Regions from separate parts of the Homo sapiens genome. Here all the other regions are linked to region 2. Evidence: chromatin contacts called from ENCODE Hi-C or POLR2A ChIA-PET data. All regions are on one chromosome and are shown on one strand. The core of a region is the stretch at or near the end of the contact, and the rest is flanking DNA. Distances in the headings are between cores, read along the strand shown. Region 1 has its middle 13 kb from the start of LINC01940. Region 2 overlaps TWIST2 (twist family bHLH transcription factor 2). Region 3 holds the start of TWIST2 (twist family bHLH transcription factor 2).

Region 1 (2,700 bases), core at 201-2,700, 43 kb after region 2:
GAGTCCTTGCTCTTAATCTCTGTGTTCCCGCCTTGATTTCCCCCTGGCTCATTGTACTTTCACCTTCACCAGCTTTGAAACATTCAGCTACCATTTGGTTGTTCACAGGTTTGGAAGAGAATACTACTTCTTCCTGAACAGCACGCTGGCTCTGTGTGCTCAAACCATTCCACGGGGAACCCGGGTGAAGACAAGCTGCCTTGTGCAAGGCTAATATGTCTTCTGTTGCCCAAATGGAGGGCTGAGGGTCCCTGTGCACACCCACAAGCTGCCTCTGCGGAGCTTGGCTGGAACGCCTGCACGTGGGACGTGCATTGCAACGAACTGCAATGTGCTTCCTCTTAACTGTAAATTGAGAACAATGGATGCTCCACCCCCAAATCTCGACTCCCCCAGGAGCCTCAAGCTGTGGGTCCTTGTGGCCCAGCCAGGTGGCAGTTGGCTCTGCAGCCACAGTGTCCAGACATGGCAGGAGGACCCAAAGCCACTCATGACGGGGAGAGCAAATACATGTCTGGGTGTCTTCCCATCTTCGTATGCCATTTCTAGGTCAGGTTGCAAATCATTTCTGCTTTGTCCACTTTCCCCAATGTGTTACGGAAGTGAATGATCCTCTGTGCTCCTTCTCTACCACCCAAGCTCTCAAGCAGAACTGGGCCAGCCAAAACGGCCTTGCGTGGTCGGGGCCAGCTGGAAGAGGTGACTTCCCACCCGGGTGGCGGCTGAGCTGGGGAGTCCAACAGCTCCCTTTGCTCAGGCTTCCGCTGTTTTCCTGGGAATCTAAACCCTGGAGGGCCCAGCAGGTCTGTCAGCCTCTGGTGGGGTGACCCCATGAGGAAGCATGCCTGCCAGATGTCCCTGCCAGCTCTTCCTGCGAACACACACCCAGAGCCTGTGCAGGAGTGTCCACACGCACGCACGCACACACCCATTAATCAGGGCTCGCCTCTATCATCCCTCTGACCTCCCGCCAAGGCTGCCTTGGTTGAGGCGATTCCCATTGCATGAGGACCGGGATGCTTTCTGAGGGCTGGGAGGGTTTTCGTCAGTTGGGTTCGGTCCAGCATGAGTCACTGTCCGCCTCTTCTCATTAATTAGTGTTCTGGGAGTTGCTGGTGTAACTCTGGTGAAGTCTAGAGAAATTAATCAAAGTATATCTTACACTTGAAACACAGTGAGAACCACCATCCGGCCAAATCCCCCAGCACTGGCGCATGGACAACTCGAGATTTCCCTCCTCTTCTTTTTTTCTTTTTTTTAAATTAATTTGCAATGTCCCACATGCTTAACACTTGCCTTCCTCCCTGGATCTGGCACTATTATCTTTAGTATTGTTTTTCTGGCAGTTTTTATGCTTGTTTTTCCAACTATGGCAATTTCTCAATCCACTACATACCATCCCTCTCAATAAAACAGTTCTCATGGAACGCAGCGGCCCAGAAGGACTTGGCCAAAGGCCTCTCCTGGGACACAGCCCTGTCTGTCTGCACACTCCCTGCGCCACCTGGGTCATGGTCACCCCAGATACAGAGGAGAGGCTTCCATCCACCACTCATTGAGCCCCCGACCCTCTGCTGATCTTGAGCTTGTATTCCAGCCTCGACGGGAGCTACTCTGGGAGGTGTTTCTAGTGTGATGATCATTACATCCCAAATAGCCCCCATTTCACTTAAGAGGCTGAATGGACAAATGGACAATGACCAGGCCATATGTGAAAACAGAACCCTGAGCCATGACCTGCAGTAACAAGCCCTAGAAGCCCACCCATCATCCAGTCACCAGCCCAGGAAGCCCACCCATCACTCATGGTCACCAGCCTGGGAAGCCCACCCATCATCCACAGTCACCAGCCTGGGAAGCCCACCCGTCATCTACAGTCACCAACCTAGGAATCCCATCCATCATTCACAGTCACCAGCCCATGAAGCCCACCCATCATCTACAGTCACCAGCCCTGTAAGCCTACCCATCACTCATGGTCACCATCCTGAGAATCCCATCCATCATCCACAGTCACCAGCCCTGTAAGCCCACCCATCATCTATAGTCACCAGCCCGGGAAGCCCACCCGTCATCTACAGTCACCAGCCTGGGAAGTCCACCCATAATCTACAGTCACCAGCCTATGAAGCACACCCACATCTATGGTCGCCAGACTAAGAAGCATACCCATCACCCACAGTCACTAGCTTGAGAAGCTCAACCATAATCCACAGTTGCCAGGCCGAAAAGCCCACCTATCATCCACAGTCACCAGCCCAAGGAACCCATCCATCATCGACAATAACCAGCCTATGAAGTGCACCCATCATCTACAGTCTCCAACCTAGAAAGCCCATCCATCATACACAATCAACAGCCCGAAAAGCCCATTCACCATCTACAGTCACCAGCTCGAGAAGCCCACCCATCATGTACAGTCACCAGCTTGGGAAGCCCACCAATCACTCAGTTACCAGCATGGGAAGCCCACAGATTATCTACAGTCACCAGCCAAGGAAGCCCACCCATCATCTACAGTCACCAGCCTGAGGCCAGCCTGCTTGTTCTACAGCTAATCTGGAAAGCTAAACAGTAACTTCTGTAACAATTGGCCCCAGGTGGCCAGGGCTTTATTAATAACTGATCACTTCCCTAATTTCTCTCTCAACTTCCAACTTCGGACCAACCAGAGAAAGTCGAATACGCCCTTAACCAATC
Region 2 (2,700 bases), core at 158-2,657:
TCTGATGGTGTCTGTGGCCCCCCAAACCTTTCCTGGCCTCCTTGTCGCTTTGGGGAGTCCCACCAATTCCTGCCTCCTCCCCAGAGTCAATGCTGTCTTTACCCCCAGATCCCTCTCCCCACCTTCCTGGCTGTGCCTCCCATCTCTGCCTGTGCCCACGAGGCCCTTCCACCCCTCTCAACTGGGACTGATCTCCTTGAAGACCTGGCTGCAATCCCGAATTCTGTGACGAGCTCTCCAAACCCTCAGAAACATAACTGTCACCTTCCCTGTATGTTTATTATGGACCTTTTAATCTCTGTATTATAATAATACATTTGCAGTCATCACCTATATTTATATTTCATAGCAAGCTTGTTGCAGACCTGAACGTACTTTTATTGTACTTTTATTATTACATTTTTGTGATAGTGATTTGTTCTGCTGCTTGTCTCCCCATATGAACTGTGAGCTGGCTGAGGCACGTGCCTGCGTCAGGCAGAGCGCCCGACACCGGCAGCCCTTCTGTCCATATTTTCGTTCGCTGCTGCTGCTGTTGCTGCTGCTGCCACTGCCGCTGCCACTGAGAAGGCTGTGTCTTCAGATAGTCATGTGTTCTGTCAAAAGACATTTGTAAAGTTCACGCCCCTGGCTTGGACCAGTGTGTCAGTGCTGTGGATACAAAAGGTATTTCCAGCCCAGGGCTTAGCTGACTTGCGTTCTGGGGGAGATTCTGCACCCACTTGGTGACTTGGGATGTCAGGCCCTTCCTCACTTTCCTGTGGCCCCATTCTCTCCATGTCTGAAAAGACACTGCTTGGCCAGGTGGCCCCCAGAAGGCCCTCCAGCACCACCAGCTGGAAACGGGGCCCGCAGGGCGGTTCGTGTTCCATCATCTTCCACTCATGGGTTTTGTTTGGAGACTGAATTTGGTGGCATCTGGAGAAGTTGTGACTCACGGGTTGAAAGGGTTCCTGGACTTGCAGGGCCCAGGTACTGGGAGCGGTGGGATGCTCTCCTGCCATCTGGCTGCTCGTGGCTGGCCAGCCCTCGCTGTCTCTGAAAGTTGGGAGCGGTCCCTTTGCAGTGCTCCCAGGACACTCATCGTGGGGAAACGGGAAGGTCTCGCAGAGAGGAAGAGGGTGGGGTAGATCCTGACGGACCGGTCAGACTCTGCGGCCTCAGCCCCGGTAGAGCCCGCCCTGGAGAGCCTGGGGGTTGCCAGGTGGACAGGGAGAGGCTCTGCAGGGTGGCCTCTCTGGCAGTGATGCTGGGGGCTCCAAGCAGGAAGGAGCCGGCCTGGTCCGCTGCAGACAAGCTCGCCCTCTCCCCTGGTTTCCTTGGGCTGACTCCTCCTTGCCAGACAGGCCATTCCAAGCACAGTCAGCCTGGGTCCCTGAAGCCAAGCCCAAGCTGAGGGAGAGAGACAGCCTGGCTTCCAGCTGGCGTGAAGTCCTCGCTCCCCTGGAGGAGCCAGGCCAGGCCAATAGCCACCGGGAGCCCCGGCGTTGTAAATATGGTCATTCCCACATTCCCAGCAGGATTCCTCCTTCTCAGGCGCAGCAGGCAAGCCGGGGTCAGAGGCATGAGTCACGGAGGGGGGAGAGAGGGGCGGGGATCCGGAAGACGGCTCCGCAGTCGCCTGACTGCACCCTGCCTACTGACCCTCCAGACCCTGACGGCGAACGCCCCATGTGTGGGGCATCCAAAAGCGTGCCTGCCGTGCCATCAAAGCAGACAGGGATGCAGAAAGCACGGGAGACGTCCATAGCATGGGGAGCAAACAGGCCACTGTCCCCAGGGCCACCAGGCTGCGCTGGAATCACAGGCTCCCTGCAGGACCCCATTTCAAGCCAGTGGTGCCGGAAGTCCCTCTGGAGGCCGCCTGGCCGAGCAGTGTCCTTTCAGAGATGGAGGAACCTGGGGCACAGAAACGTGGGGTGGGGTGTGACTTATCCCAAGTCACCAGCTGGCTCCCTAATATCAGGCTGCCACCTGAACACGTCCTGAGCCACATGTCTCAAAAATTCCCGAGGCCCTGTAAGAGCTCAGAGCAGGCAGCACCTGGTGCATTTGTCTGACCAGCAGACACCCATCAATCCTCTGGGGGTCCTAGGAACTTTGGGGTGTGAGTGGGGGAATCTCACCCATGCAGTCATTCCTGGGAAGGCCTGACTCTCCACAGGGGAATGGGGCCAGCCGCTGCCACACACACACATGCTCTGGGATTTTAGCTCTGGCCCATTTCTTGGAGTACCATGGGCACGTGGTGGCCTCCTTGTCACTCACCAGCCTGCTGAGAATCACAGGGCAGAAGCTTCCACCCGGAGCCCACAGACAGAGACAAGGGGGTCCTGCCTGTAACAGTCACTGCTTCCATTTGGAGAAAAGTAGGCACACCCCAGGGGGAGGGAGGCGCCTGAGTGAAGGAGTGAGGGCAACCTGGCAGAGCCATTCAGGGGAACGTTGTAAAAAACAAATTAATCTCAGAATTCTAATTGTTTCCTGATTCCCATTTGCTTTCAAGAGAGAACAGAGCCTGCTTTCCATCCCTTTCCTCTTAGCCTCACCATCGTCCCACAGAAATATTCACCAAATCCTCCAACGCCCCCTTTGAAAGTCGCTGTCAGGGACGGTATCCCTGCGTTCCTCCTGCCGCACTTCTCCCTTGGTTGCAGACGTTGATTCTTAGATGGTCCTGTGGTGGGACTAAGCGGGGAT
Region 3 (2,700 bases), core at 83-2,582, 48 kb before region 2:
GCGGGCCCCACCTCGCGGCCCGCCTGGCCGGCCGGAGGAGCAGCGGAGGCCGAGCACTCCCCGGTCTCGGGTTCAACTTCAATAAAAGGGCCCAGCCCGCCCTTGATCACGCGGCTTGCCTGACAGCCCGGCTCAGGCCCGGGCCTAATTGAGCCCGGGTCACCTGGGAATAGGTTCAAAGGCATCAAAGCCGTAAAAACCACCTCCAGGCCCAGAGCCAGAGCGGCCTGGCGAACAAAGAGCCCCCCAACCACTTCAAACGCGCTCGCGCTCGCCGTCCAGATGGCCCGGGGCCGGGGTCCGTGGTGTCGCTCACCGAGGCCGGGCCCCACACTCCAGCCACCCTGAGCCTCCTGCTCGGAGCTGCCCGCGGGCTGCCAGCGCAGCGGAGGCTGGGCCCGGGGCAGCCTCGTGCAGCTCCCGGAGCGCCCTCCGTCCTCTGCTGACCCGCGAAGCGAAGGCGGAGCGCAGAGGCTGGGGCCGTACAAGGCGGGCCGGCAGGCGCCCCAACCCGCGCCCAGCAACCCGGGTAGGGCCAGGCAGGCGGGCGCGGCGGGTACCGGGCGCTCCCGCAGAGGCTCGCTGTGGCGTTGTTTTAAAGCTGTTAGAAGGAAGGTTCGGGAAGGGCGTCGGGGCCGGGGCTCCCCAGCAAGCCAGGGTAAGAAATGGTCCCCGACACGCACGCTGGCCGAAGGGTGGCATCTCCACGGATCTTGGCGGCATGTCCTTGGGCACGGGCGTCTCCAGGGGGCCCCGACTGTCCTTACACTGGCGGTCCGGACACCGAGACCCCTGCCCGCGCAGCTCCCCAGACCCCAGGCCTAAGCTTGCGGGCCGCGGTGCAGACTAGCTGTGCGCCCGGGGGCGGCCAAGACCCACACAGGTCGAGGAGGCTCCTGGCTGCGTCCTCATCTTCTGGGAGCGCATCTGGGACTGGACTCGCCTCTCTAGCCCCTCACGCCCAGAGAGAGAACCCCCCAAAGCCCAGTGGGGGCCGATCTCTACGTTGAGGCGTAGACAAAGCCAGGCTTGGCCGGGCCTAGGGCTCGGGGCGGCCTGAGAGTGCCCTGCGTTCGGGGTGGGGGCGCGGGCGGCGGGCGAGGACCCGGCCCCCGGGATGCCCTCCGCGCCGGGGCCGAAGGGGGAGGCAAAACTGAAAGTGCCGCGCCGGGGGGCGGGGGCGGCCGGCGAAGGCCCCAGAACTTGTCCTGCCCCCGGCCACCGCGGCCAATCAGCGCGCCGCCCTAGCTCCTGACAACTATTTAGCAACCCAGCCCAGCTAGAGTTTCCAAAAAAGTTAGAATAACTTCCTCTCCCGGAGACCTCGGTTTTGCACAAGCCGGCCTTGAAATCAGAGCCTTTCCAGCAACTCCGAGAGCGTGTGCTCGGCGACCGCGGGCTTGGCCAGCGGCGCGCGCTCGGCGCCCCGGCGCCCCCAGCCCCACGCGCGCCGGGCGGGCGCCATGGAGGAGGGCTCCAGCTCGCCCGTGTCCCCCGTGGACAGCCTGGGCACCAGCGAGGAGGAGCTCGAGAGGCAGCCCAAGCGCTTCGGCCGGAAGCGGCGCTACAGCAAGAAGTCGAGCGAAGATGGCAGCCCGACCCCGGGCAAGCGCGGCAAGAAGGGCAGCCCCAGCGCGCAGTCCTTCGAGGAGCTGCAGAGCCAGCGCATCCTGGCCAACGTGCGCGAGCGCCAGCGCACCCAGTCGCTCAACGAGGCCTTCGCGGCGCTGCGCAAGATCATCCCCACGCTGCCCTCTGACAAGCTGAGCAAGATCCAGACGCTCAAGCTGGCCGCCAGGTACATAGACTTCCTCTACCAGGTCCTGCAGAGCGACGAGATGGACAATAAGATGACCAGCTGCAGCTACGTGGCCCACGAGCGCCTCAGCTACGCCTTCTCCGTGTGGCGCATGGAGGGCGCGTGGTCCATGTCCGCCTCCCACTAGCGCCGCGCCACCCACCTCCGGACCGGCGCGCCAGGGTAGGTGCTGCGCGCGCGACGGGCGCCCTCCGCTGCGGGGGGCGGGCGGCAGGGGCGCAGGGGCATTGGGGCCTGCTCGTGTCTCCTCGGCGAGGCCCCGCGGGCCGCGGGGGCTTGGATGCCGTGCGCTTTTCCTCTTAGCAAGGAAGGCGGGCGGGCGGGACGCTCACAGTCCCAGGGACACCCCTGAGTGCAGACTTCCACGCGAGGGTGTCAGTTGGGAACCGGCGGACCGGTGACTCCCCCGGCGGGTTCTGAAGATACTTAGACAGATGGTCGCAGTTTTCATTCTCGGTGGTGTGTGGGTGTCCGTGGTTGGCGGTGGAAGGAGCGAGCATCAGAAAAACCTCCTGGGGCCGGCTGGGGACTGGGATATGAGGACCAGCTGCCCTTTGCGTCCGCCGCAGCGCAGGCCGCCCGCGAAGCTGCCCGAGCCGGGTGTTGCCGGGCGAATGGCTTCGCTTTCTTCCTGGGCAAGGGTAGAGCGCGTCCGTCGGGCGGACACTCAGATCTACCCAGCTGCTCGCGCCTGGGGTCCCCGGCCGTCGGCGCCCTGGCCTGCCCAGTGGGCGTAGAGGTGCGGGCCTGCGGCTCCAGGGTTTGCCTGGGGAGGACGGGAGGAAACTGCCCTGCGCTTCGGGGCCAGAGCAGCCACAGGGCCGGGTGTGCCCGAGAAGGGCCCTGGGCCGAGAGCGCAGAGCCTGGAGCGCTGAGGCAGG

What was found. Hi-C counts contacts between places; a loop is a spot of excess contacts on that map. ChIA-PET counts read pairs that join two places held with the same protein, here RNA polymerase II (POLR2A). Pooled maps may share reads with other maps.
Region 1: a map of sigmoid colon shows a loop between it and region 2 (2.2-fold over the local background). The contact joins two enhancer-like sites. A Hi-C loop is called at or near these places in 2 of 168 maps with a recorded cell type or tissue (lower leg skin and sigmoid colon).
Region 3: a loop to region 2 is called in a map of endothelial cell of umbilical vein, with 5 times the contacts of the local background. The contact joins the promoter of TWIST2 here to the enhancer-like site in region 2. A Hi-C loop is called at or near these places in 6 of 168 maps with a recorded cell type or tissue (IMR-90, ascending aorta, endothelial cell of umbilical vein and 3 more) and 8 of 50 pooled maps. POLR2A ChIA-PET finds 5 or more read pairs at or near these places in 1 of 52 experiments (BJ).

Annotation. Positions count from the first base shown.
Region 1 is chr2:238,937,826-238,940,525 of GRCh38, forward strand. No RefSeq gene overlaps it. Among named protein-coding and RNA genes, the nearest start is that of LINC01940, 13 kb to the left of the region's middle. Within about 2 kb of position 1,451, at least 13 of the 41 ENCODE cell types and tissues checked have a DNase peak (open chromatin) inside an H3K27ac peak, as active enhancers do; they include sigmoid colon, where a contact is called at or near this core.
Region 2 is chr2:238,894,569-238,897,268 of GRCh38, forward strand. All of the region lies in intron 1 of TWIST2 (twist family bHLH transcription factor 2), which reads left to right. Among named protein-coding and RNA genes, the nearest start is that of LINC01940, 30 kb to the right of the region's middle. Within about 2 kb of position 1,408, at least 12 of the 41 ENCODE cell types and tissues checked have a DNase peak (open chromatin) inside an H3K27ac peak, as active enhancers do; they include ascending aorta, endothelial cell of umbilical vein, sigmoid colon and 1 more, where a contact is called at or near this core.
Region 3 is chr2:238,846,753-238,849,452 of GRCh38, forward strand. TWIST2 (twist family bHLH transcription factor 2) reads left to right here and starts at 1,333. Exons shown (of 2, transcript NM_001271893.4): 1 at 1,333-1,981. The coding sequence starts at 1,464. The coding sequence ends at 1,946. LOC100287387 (a long non-coding RNA gene) reads right to left here and starts at 1,155. Exons shown (of 1, transcript NR_157851.1): 1 at 1-1,155. RefSeq lists enhancers at 1-290, 1,824-2,333, 2,334-2,700.